Linked DNA regions of Homo sapiens: region 1 is linked to region 2. Evidence: chromatin contacts called from ENCODE Hi-C or POLR2A ChIA-PET data. All regions are on one chromosome and are shown on one strand. Each heading gives the region's core, a stretch centred on a gene start or an enhancer-like site at or near the end of the contact. The rest is flanking DNA. Distances are from core to core; before and after follow the strand shown.

Region 1 (5,759 bases), core at 1,566-4,065, 210 kb after region 2:
AACAAAGCTGGCTATCAGTGAGGGGCATTATGTGGGTAAATATAAGTAGAAACTTCAAAATAAATTTCTTAAAAGCAATTTTCACTTTCTGAAAGTTTATATGGAATTGGCAAATGACAAGGATTGTGATCATTGATACATGCAAGTCAACAAGCAAAACTAACCAAAGAGACAAACAGACACATGAATAATGAGGCAGTTCTGATGACCAAAAAACACAACTTTACAAGACTGTTTGGGTAATTTATTTTGACTGGTAATACATCATGTCAGTTTATTTTATTTAAGCCACAGCAACGTTTGTCTTCCTGACGATAGTTATTGCATTCCAGAGAAGTACAATACGAAGTTTCAGACTAGTGCTGGGCTTAGTCACACAGAGAACTGCAGTAGGTTTTCTAAGCCCCTGCTCACTGTATTTCACAAAAATCTCATCCCTTCTACCCTCCACTCTCTAAACACACATCCAAGCAAATCACACCAAGGCATAATCATTGAAGAACACCATAACTTGCCAATTAAAATTTGGCAAACAGAAACATTGAAGCAAAACTGAAAAAAGAATCATGTAATTAACTTAGAAGAAAGCTTTTTTCTTAAATATTATTTTTCTTCCCATTCAGCATGCACAAGAAGCAAACTTTGAGCACTAACGTGTTCCTTTTTAGCCTTTGCCTGTTTGTTTCAAAGACAAGAGGAGAAGAGTCTGCTTAAAAGCCAAATACACTGATAAATGTTTACTGATAAAATCTTCCAGATGGGACTACTTTCAAGGAAGGTCAATTACAAGCCTTGTGTCTCTCCTTTTAATGATATCCTTTAATGATCCCCTTCCTCTCCTAGAAAATTAAGTCACAAAAACATCTTAGGCTGAGAGTGACCCAGTAATCCTCATAATCACATTGCAATGACAGACAAGAAGATCAAAGTACAGGTGCAGTGAGAAATAGGGTTTTACATCCTATTATAAAATGTGAACTTGCCATTAACCAAAGATCAAATGTACCTTTAACTCCCAAATTCCCAACTTCCAATATTTTTTAAATTCTGTGGTTTTCTGGATTAATAAACTTTCTCTAATATAATATTCCCCCTCCCAATTTTTGTACTAAACATTGGTGGTTTTTTCTTCACATATGGTGATTATGTTTTCATATATCCAATAACTAAATAATTTTAGAAATTTGGTAAATTGTGTTGAAACTCTAATAGCACTAAGAAGTTCCCAAGCTAGTTGGTAAGCTATTGTCTCCAATACTGCAAAGAGAAAACCTAGCAATGGAAATTACATAAAGATAATCTGATGCTAATATGTTAGTTAGAAAGTGAATTAGGCATCTAGTAATGGCTTCAATAAGAAAGAGGTTTATTTTTATCTCATATTAAGAAAATGTAGCCTGGGCATGTTGGCTCATGCCTTTAATCCCAGCACTTTGGGAAGCCAAGGCAAGAGGATCACTTGAGTACATGAGTTTGAGACCAGCCTGGGTAACATAGTGAGACCTCATCTCTACAAAAAATTAAAAAAAAAAAAATTGCTGGGTATGGTGGCATGCACCTGTGGTTCCAGCTACTCGTGAGGCTGAAGTGGGAGAATTGCTTGAGTGCAGGAGGCTAAGGCTGCAGTAAGCCCTGATCACACCACTACACTCCAGCCTGGGTGACAGAGAAAGACTCAAAAAAAAAAAAAAAAAAAAGAGGAAAGGAAAAAGAAAAGTAAAGAAAATAATCTAGAAACAGGTCAAGGTTGGAATGGTGACACCATGTTTATCAGGGACCTAGGTTCCTATTATCTTTCTGATCCACCATCCGTAACACATGGCTTCCATTCTCAATTCTGCCATTTAGGTTACAAGATGGCTACTGATGCTCCAGCCAGCACCAGCACCAAATCACTACTACACAAACGGGAGGAGGAGTAAAAGTGAGTGCTTCTAGGCAGGAGCTCCCTCTGCTAACATGTAGTTGGCTGCATCAATCTCTTAGAAAGCCTGAGAAATGCAATCTTTTGACTAGGCAGATGTCACCCAATATAATTAAGATTCAGTCAGTCATCTTTATTATATTGGTTACTAAATGAACAAATCTGTAAGGATATTCAGTCAGCACCAGCAGTCTTTGTCACACCATAGAATTTCTCAATCCTGGATGGAATTTGGTCTAATCCCTTACTTACAGAAAGGGAAATGGAGAGCAGAAAGATTAAGAAATTTCCCCCAAAGGACACAACTGGTTAGCCAAAGAACTAGGTGCAGAATTCAGATCCTTGATCTATCAGTAAAGATCCGGTTCTTTACTGGAGCAAACTTCAGTGAGGTCAGCCCAGGAAATTCAGCTAACCAACATGAACAAATAACACATCTTACTACCTGGGTCAGACCCTGTGACTCACACTTCAGGCTTTACAGTCATAACTGCTCATATGCTGTAACATCCACCCTCTTTGGTTATAAAGTGAGAATCACCATATTCACCACAAGTCATGTACATGTTTACATGGCCACTAAATAACCAACAAAATGAGAGATGCGCCGCAAAATGTGACAGTACGAGTTACTGTTTGTAAAAGAGCAGAATGTTCCACACTCATGGGTAAAAATTGGTACTTGAACTTCATGAGTGACTCTAGATCTTTTATGGTGGTGGCTTTTTAAATACAGACAAACACATGATTATGGTATCTCCTGAAACTGACATTCTCAAAATAACATCCACTATTATACAAAGGAAGTTTGAATGTTTTGAGGCTTTTTTGCTTTTAAGCCATTGCTCTTACCTCTTATCTCTTCTTCGATTATGGCCATCACTTACTTCCTCAGACTCCACCCAGCTGCATTCTCAACAAACCACAGTCCAGGATGAGAACTTCTATAATGCATATGCTTCCTTCAGCACTTTGAGATACATTATTAGGCCCTGCTCTCATGTTTTACTTCTTTTATGTTCCAAGCTTCTTGAGGGCAGGGCCAATACTTTCTTTATTTTCCATAACACCCCTCATATGAAAAAGATTCTAGCATTCTTTCACAATGTCATGCTTAGAACATTCCAATATTTTTCCAACCTATCTCCCAAACTGCTTCCCATGGTTCCACTGATTCTCTTCTTTCACCCCTACTCACAACACAGGGTACCCGAGTGATTGCTCCAAAATACAGAACACAGCAAGCCACATTTCTACATCTTTGGCGGTGCGCCACTGTCTATAAACTTTTTAATAAGGTCGCCCTAACTTGCTTTCTCACATAGTCTTATTCCTTGCCATTTCCTCTGTTTGCGCCCTACATACTGTAAGTTACTCCGAAACATTCATCTTTTTCTACATGCCTGTGACTTTGTACATGTAGTTCCCTTTGTCTGAAATGCCCTTTCTTCTTTCGTTTATGGAGATTCCAAATGGTCTCCAAGGTATATGTCAATTATTATCCATGAAAGGTTTTGCTATATATATCCAGTATTTTCTGGGGGATGGGGAAGCTTAAACAAAAAAAACTTGAACATTACTCTACACACAGTCCATTATGACATCTTAGTCTATTTGGAAAACTCCACTCGTGTAGAAATTGTGTTTATTTCAGTTGACTGTGAATACAGGTTCTGATGCACAGGAGCTACTCAATAGTTTGCTGAATGAATGAATGTCAGTTTTCCTAAACAGACTTGAATGATTTTCTTGAGAGTCTAACTGCTTGTCATACTACATCTTGTCTCATTTGATTCTAGATCCACAGAAGCTAGCACAGTACTTAGATGTAAAAATTGTTATATCTCTTTTGTTTTTCCAGTTAATCACTGGAGACCAGGGCTGCCCTTTCAATAGGAAATCTAATATCTCTCTTTTTGAAAACTACCCCTCTTTCAAATAACCCAAGAACCTCAGGGATTATTCAGTCTAAAGCAGAGTCGTGCTTCTAAACTTCAGGTGTAGAGAGGACGGCAATTGGTATGAAGGCTTCTGCCACTGCCATGTGGTATCACAGTGAACAATGGTCCTGTCCAGACCTGTGTCCTTGCTGGTTTGGGTCTCCATGCCCAGCCTTGGACTCCAAGAGTTTGGCTCTTTGATTTAACTCATTTAGTAAAGATCAGCCCTCACTCAACAATCTAAGATGCTCTTCTTGAGCAGGCAGCTTAGGTTTCCCCTTCCTCTACACAGATACATTAATCCCTCTAGGGCCCGCCGTATCAGCATTCTCTCCCGACAATACACCATGGGACTGCCCTTTTTCATCCATTCTCATGGGTTTCCTCAGTACTTCTAATTGTGGGACAAAGTGAGAAAGTCTCTTTTCTCCTGGTAGACTCCTGAATTCTTAGGTAGTTTGGTCCACGCTATCCTCAAACTGTACCAAGAGGAGGGGTAGCTTTTAATAAGAAGGGGGAAATTTTGTCACACTCTTTCTCCAAAGAAAAAGATGACAGGCCTTATGTTTATATAGCTAAGGGAATCCACTTAATGATTTTTCCAAAAATAATAAATACAAAAACCCCTAGCAGGTTTTCCAATAGTAGAGTTAGAAGTGGACAGTCAGATAGAATTTCTGCCTCTCCAGTCACCCTCTTACATAGGCATGGTAATATTTATTGAAATTCACTATAAAGGCAAAACTGGATGAGGACAATTGAGAAACTCTTGTCCTAAATATCTTTTCCTGACTGGCCAAGGAAACAGTGAGTCTAATAATCAACTTTTTTTTTTTTTTAAGTGCATAGCCCTACCAGTCCAATAAGACAAAAAAGATTCATTCCAAAGGAAAGATCTGGCATTTCAGGGTCACATTTAAGTAGGAGAGGATGCATACAATAATAAGATATTTCAATTAGACGACAAAGTCAGCCATAGGACACAGTACCAGTAGTGTCTTTTCCACTAAGAATTGGGGAAGGGAGGCTTAAAATTCACCTTATGTTTGTTTAACAAACATACCAGGGAATCCTTCCTTCAACTGTGCCCATCGAGTTGAGCTACACACATACAACATAATCCAGGGGAGACTGCCCCAAACTGAGGCTTTATTTACTAATTTGCAGTACCTCTGAAACTGTTAATTTTTTCCCTACTTTTTTTTTTTTTTTTTTTTTTGAGACAGACTTTTGCTCTTGTTGCCCAGGCTGGAGTGCAATGGTATGATCTCGGCTTACCACAACCTCCGCCTCTTGGGTTCAAGCGATTCTCCTGCCTCAGCCTCCCAAGTAGCTGGGATTACAGGCATGTGCCACTACTCCTGGCTAATTTTTTATTTTTAGTAGAGATGGGGTTTCTCCATGTTGGTCAGGCTGGTCTCAAACTCCCGACCTCAGGTGATCTGCACGCCTCGGCCTCCCAAAGTGCTGGGGTTACAGGCATGAGCCATCGCGCCTGGCCCCTACATTTTTAATGCCTCTAAAATCCAGACATGTTTTTATAATCAATGGCACCTTGGACTTGATGAAATAAAGTAATCAAATAGTTTTAATAAATCAAATACCTTTAAAAATATAAACAATTTAAAAATTGTTCTAAGACCCAGGTTCCAACCTCAGGATCTGGATATGACCATAATGCTATATTAGCATATTAAAGCAGAGACACAGACAATAGCGGTAACCCTTCAAAGGGGAAAAAGCCTGTCAGCTGAAGATGATAGAGGAACCCAGTGCTTCTCAAAGGGGGTTCCCCATCCAGCAGTTCATCAGCATCAGCATCACTTGGGAACTTATAAGAAGGAAAATTCTCAGGACCCACCCCAGAAGTACTGAATCAGAATTTGTGGGGCATA
Region 2 (6,158 bases), core at 1,963-4,462:
ATCTAACAGGTGTAAGGTAATATCTCATTGTGGTTTTAATTTGCATTTCTCTGATGATTAGTGATGTTGAGCATTTTTTTCATTTCTGTAGGCCATTTGTATGACTTCTTTTGAGAACTGTCTATTCAAGTCATTTGTCTGTTTTTTAATAGAGTTCTGTTCTTGTCATTGAGCAGTTTGAGTTCCTTGTATATTTTGGATATTAGTCCCTTATCCTATGTACAACTGGCAAATATTTTCTCCTAATCCTTGGGTTGTCTTTTCGCTCTATTAATTGTTTCCTTTGCTATGCAGAAGCTTTTTAGTTTGACACAATTTTACTTGTCTGTTTTTACTTTTGTTGCCTGTGCTTTTGGGTCACACTCAAGAAATCTTTGCCCTGACCAATGTCATGGAGAATTTCCTGTATGTTTTCTTCCAGTAGATTTATAGTCGTAGGTCCTAAATTTAAGTCTTTAATTCATTTTGAGTTGATTCTTATATAAGGGGTGAGATAAGGGTCCATTTTTATTCTTCTGCATGTTGATATCCAGTTTTATCAGCATCATTTATTGAAGAGTCTGTCATTTTTGCATTATGTGTTCTTGGCACCTTTGTCAAAAACCAGTTGACCATAGATGTGTGGTTTTATTTATAAACTCTCTATCCTATTTGATGTGTATGTTTTTATGCCAGTACCACACAGTTTCGATTACTATAGCTTTGTAATATACTTTGAAATCTGGTAGTGGCAGTATTATGCCTCCAGTTTTCCTCTTTTTGGTCAAGATTACTTGGCTATTTGGGATTTTTGTGGTTCCACATTAATTTTAGGTTTGTATTTTATATTTCTGTGAAGAATCACATTGGATTTTGATAGGGATTGCATTGAATCTATAGATCACCCTGGATAATAAGGACATTTTAACAATATTAATTCTATCTGTAAACACAGGAAATATTTCTATTTATTCGTGTCATCTTCAATTTTTTTAATCAATGTTTTACAGTTTTCATCACTTCCTTGCTTAAATTTACTCCTAAGCATTTTATTTATTTTGTGATGCTATTTTAAGTGGGATTGTTTTCTTAATTTCTTTTTCAGATCATTTGCTGTTGGTGTATAGAAATGCTGCTGATTTTTGTAAGTTGATTTTGTATCCTGCAATTTACTGAATTCATTTATCAATTCTAACAGTGTTTTTTTGGTGGAGTCGAGGATTTTCTATATATAACATTATATTTAGTGCAAACAGAGACAATTTCCCTTCATTCTTTCCTATTTTGATACCTTTTATTTCTTTCCCTTGCCTAATTTTTCTGGCTAGGATTTCCAGTACTGTGTTGAACAGAAATGGTAAGAGTGGGCATCCGTGTCTTGTTCCTGATCTTAGAGGAAAAGCTTTCAACTTTTCACCGATGAGTATGACATTAGCTGTGGGCTTGACATATATAGCCTATATTGTGTTGCGAAACATTCCTTTTACACCTGATTCGTTGAGAGCAAATTTGATGTTAATACCTCTCATTCCTACAGGGAACATTGTTTTCTTTTTTTCCAGTCTCTAAGATTGATCTTACATAACTTGACTTAAAAAATAATATTAATAATAATAAACCTGTAAAAGTAGATCACTTGGAAATTAGAAAAATAGAGTTGCTATTTGGTCTGCAGGAGGTCCTGAATCCAAACATTCTTCTCCTCTCATTAGCCCTGGCCTTAGTCTGCTCGTTAGTGGTTTCCAGAGAAACTCTACTTCTGACTTCTTGCCCTCACATTATCTAAAGATTAACCATGAAGAGTTACACTGACAAGACTATTTCTGACCCTGGCCTTTTGCTGCTTTTCCGAGGAGGCTAAGTGTGACTCAAATTAAGAAAGGGGAGAAAAACCCTTCTAAATAATGTGTGACCTATGTTATTAAACACATTCTGTAGGTTTTCACTATACACAACTAATATATATGGCCATGTGCACATGAGTGTTTTAACCCAAGGGACTGCAGAATATATCCCAATTTACTTTTGTTCTGATGGACTGCTCAGAAACTGGATATTGGGGGATTTCATTTTCAATTTGATAATCCCTATTGTGGATTCCAAGCCAGTTCCAGTCATCCCATTTCACACAAAATCTAAGAAATAGGCTCAATTTATCCATAGCTTGAAAGTAGAGTATGTGGTACATTATTCCACGAGGGCAGTCATCAACACCTGCTAATCATTACTGTATGTTTTCATATATTTTCTCTCACAACCCACCAGCACCTAATATTCTAGCTGGTAGGAGGCTTAAAATTCATCTGGTTAAATTCCTCTCTTTTATATATACAAAGAAACTGGATTCAGAAATGTGAAGTGTTGCCCAGGTCAGGCAGCTGCTAAAAGGCAAACCCAGTTGCCAACATAATTCTTTTTTGGCTCCCAAATGAGTGTACTTTCAAACCTCAGGAATCTAACTCTCCAAATAACAAGGGGGAAAAAAAACAGCTTCAGGTCTTTATTTAATAGAGGTCTTTCAAAAATCCAGAGGTCCATTACATTTGCCTAAAAAAAATAGTTATCTGTAGGAGGAAATAAAAAAGAATGTGCTATTTACATTTTAGATAGGAGGAAACTGAAGAATAGAAAATACTTCTAAGATTTTTGTGATAGTAACAAAATCAAGCATAGAGCTTTGTCAAAAGAGCTCACTTTGTAAAGTGAACCATCTTTGGACAGTAAATGTGGTAACAAGTAAAATGGTGATTCAAAAAGAAATCAAAGTGCTAGTTGCGGAATTGGTTGAGCGCCCTCTGTTTCAGGCCAAGCGACTGAGGCAGTGATTTCGGCAGATCAGGGCTCTCTGCATGGCTGAGGAGGAGAGGACAGGGCCAGGAGCATGGGCCTGGAATACGGCTCTTCAGTCAGATCCTGCGCCATAACTCCCAATCTGTGTGATCTTGGCAATTTAGGGAGCTACATCTCCTCATTTGTAAAATGTGGAAACAATTATACCACTTCATGTGGTTATTATGAAACTTGGGATCTGGTATGCAATAAGTTTTCTCATTTTCATTATCAACAAAAGAGTCTAAGCACAGATCTATGAGTTCACACAGGGCCTGTCTTAGCAGTTACCTCTTTCGAAATTTGGTGGATGGGAAATGAAAAACGCGTGCTCAGAACAGCCACTAGAGGGAGCTCTCAGGTCACCCTGGCATGGTGGAGGCCGGGCGCCCCGGCAGCCCAGATACATACCCAGGCATTCCCACCTGGTACCAGCAAGCACAGGACCTTACAGGAAACCCAACACCCTAAGGCTGAGGCCCACGGATTTGCAGATCAGATCTCCTCCTTAAGCTGAGGTTTCTGTGGGAAGGCACTTTTCAAGTAGCCTGAAACTGCTGTTCTTCACTGTGTTCAGAACTCAGTTGTGGAGTGTCTCTGACAATAGACTGAGATACTTAAACAGGAAGGAGACTGTGTGTGTGTCCATCTACTCCCGATGATAGATAAATAGATAGATAGGTAGGTAGATAGGTAGATAGATAGATAGATGACAGATAGATAGATGACAGATAGATAGATAGATAGATAGATAGATAAACAGAAGATAGCAGAGTCACAGTTGCCCCTTTATAAATGTAACCACAACTGTGCATTTCTAAGTGGGGACAAAATGGAGGGAGCTGTGGGGACTGTGGACACTCTGGGAGCCTGACCCACTGTGTGTTCTTTTAGAATTGCAGGGCCTGGGGCTGGGGCAGGGAGGGCACTGCCAATCTCTAAGTGGCACAGCACCTACAGCCTGCCTGGGTTCATTTCAGGCAAAATGTGTGTGTTCTCTTTAGGGTGAGGCAAGAGCCAAGCGCCCCAGGCCAAGGATGGAGGATGTGCTTGCCCTCATCCCAAGCCCATGTCTCTGCCCCACTGCGCCAACATCACCCCCCACCGCCCTGCTCAGGCATAACCTTCATGGTCCCTCTCTTCTCCTTACCAAATCTAAAATGCTGAGAAAGAATCTGATTTCCTTGTTTACTCCTCAGGTTGATTTAGCACTTACATCTTAAAACCTAGCCGTAATTTTTGATTTACAGGCTTTGTTTTTGCTGACTCCTTTCAACTCTCACCTTCCAGCATCTTCAACTGTCACCCCAAGCCCAGAACAGTCATCATCATCAGACTGAAGTGTCTTACCCATTGCTTCTGTGAACTTCTAAGAGCAAAAGTATGGGGAGTTTCTTCACTGAAGACGCTCTCCCTGACTTCCTGTTCTCCTCACATCCTGTCACTAAGCTCCTGGCTTCATCGGGTCAGTTCTGACTTGCAGGGGTGAAGAGAGACTGGTAGAGGCAGAGGGAGGTCACATGCTGGCTCCCAGGTCAGGGTGCAAAGCAGTCTGCAGCCTCGGAGAGAGGCTGTCTGTTGTCATTTCTCTCTGTAAGGGTCCAGGCCTTGCCATGAGGGTGAAGGTCACCCCAAAAGTCCACTGCAGTTTTCCATCCTCTAATCTGAAGCCAGACCTTTGTTCTGGCCCCTTCAGCTCTGAAGCGGCTGAACCATTTCCCTGCTGGCCTCATGTCCAAGCTCTTTGACTTTTGGGTGCAAATGATGTCTGGACAGCTGCTGGCCTTAACTTGGCGGCTGGACCTCTGGGCTCTGCTCTCGGGAAGTCTGACTCACTTTGCTGGGGTTATGCCCTCCCTGTTTCTTTCCATCTCCTCTCCCCTTTTTTCCTTTTGGGCTCAGACACTGGGCGGCCCCCAGCCCCTCTTGCTCAACCTACAGACCTCTTCAACCTCTTTTTGCCTTAGAAAAATCAGTTTTGTAAAATCCATTAACGTCCTAACAAGAATTCCAAGTCACAAGCATTCCCATTAGGGTGCCCACCTCCCAGTCATTTCTCCCCTTCCCCACCTCCCTCTGTGGGGATTTGTAGTAGAAATGCGTAGAAGAAATGCTTGTGGAAGGAACTATCATCTTTCCCTGTGAAGTCCTGAAGATCTCCCCTTAATGTTTCGAAAATAGTGGAGCCTACAATTGCTCTTTGAGTTGGGGGCATTGTTGGCCATTTGCTTGTTTTTCAACTACAAGAGCCTTTTCCCTCCTTCAAAAACCAACCACACACACAAAAACCCACATGAGCCATCCTGTCTTGGATATGCATCCCTGGGGTTAGCCCAGTGCTGGTTTTTATGTGTCTGCAAAATTCCTCCATTACCCACCCTAAATTGTCACCTCATTTCTTGCCAGTCTGGATCTACACACTGAGACCAGGAGACCATAAAAAAAGAGAGAGAGAGAGAAAGGAAGAAAGAGAAAGAAAGAAACAGAGAGAGAAGAAAAGAAGGAAAGAAAGAAAGAAGAAAGAAAGAAAGAGAGAAAGAAAGAAAGAAAGAAAGAAAGAAAGAAAGAAAGAAAGAAAGAAAGAAAGAAAGGAAGGAAGGAAGGAAGGAAGGAAGGAAGGAAGGAAGGAAGGAAGGAAGGAAGAAAGGAAGGAAGAAAGAAAGAGAAAAGCACATACATACAGCAAAGAGGAATTGATTGTGTTTGCTTCTTGCCTCAGGGATAGTTTGTTGCCATTGATTTCAGGTCATCTGGAATATACAATTTTGCCAGTCCTTTAACCACAGTTTTAGTAAATAGGATAATTAATTGAGCAGATTTTAAAAACAAAGTTCTATGAGAGATCTCTCCATGGTAGCCCCCAAATCCAGTGCTCTGTCTTCTCTCAATGCTACAATGACTCTCCACTGTGCTCAAATGTATGCCATTTGTGCATCCACTTCTGGCCTCTAACAGGAGGTGAATAATTTTGCTGAGAGACTGGAGAGTTGTAGAGAATTAGAGATAATTTCTCTGCTCCTGTGCTCTGTGTACACAAACACAAGCTGGACACAGGCCCGTGGGAATAAACCCCGGGTGCAGGCAGTATTTCCTGAAACCTAAGACACTGCATGCTGGACTCACTAAACCTTAAGGATGGAGGCAGTGTGGTTAAACACCTCCAGTTTTCAGATAAATAGACAGGTCTGTGATCTTCTGGAAGCAGAGCAGAAGATGGAAGCTTGGACTCTGGCACTGAGTTGCCTGGATTGGAATCTGACCTCTTTAATTCCTGGCTGCTCTGCAACCTTAGGTATAGTGCCTAACCATTCTGTGCTCAGCTTCTCTATCTGTGAGATACAGATAATTAT

What was found. Hi-C counts contacts between places; a loop is a spot of excess contacts on that map. ChIA-PET counts read pairs that join two places held with the same protein, here RNA polymerase II (POLR2A). Pooled maps may share reads with other maps.
Region 1: a loop to region 2 is called in a pooled map, with 4 times the contacts of the local background. The contact joins two enhancer-like sites. A Hi-C loop is called at or near these places in 3 of 168 maps with a recorded cell type or tissue (CD8-positive, alpha-beta T cell and naive thymus-derived CD4-positive, alpha-beta T cell) and 10 of 50 pooled maps. POLR2A ChIA-PET finds 5 or more read pairs at or near these places in 3 of 52 experiments (SK-N-SH, activated CD4-positive, alpha-beta T cell and activated T-cell).

Annotation. Positions count from the first base shown.
Region 1 is chr5:59,097,021-59,102,779 of GRCh38, forward strand. All of the region lies in intron 5 of PDE4D (phosphodiesterase 4D), which reads right to left. Among named protein-coding and RNA genes, the nearest start is that of PDE4D-AS1, 60 kb to the left of the region's middle. Within about 2 kb of position 2,816, at least 5 of the 41 ENCODE cell types and tissues checked have a DNase peak (open chromatin) inside an H3K27ac peak, as active enhancers do.
Region 2 is chr5:58,883,664-58,889,821 of GRCh38, forward strand. No RefSeq gene overlaps it. Among named protein-coding and RNA genes, the nearest start is that of PDE4D-AS1, 150 kb to the right of the region's middle. Within about 2 kb of position 3,213, at least 7 of the 41 ENCODE cell types and tissues checked have a DNase peak (open chromatin) inside an H3K27ac peak, as active enhancers do.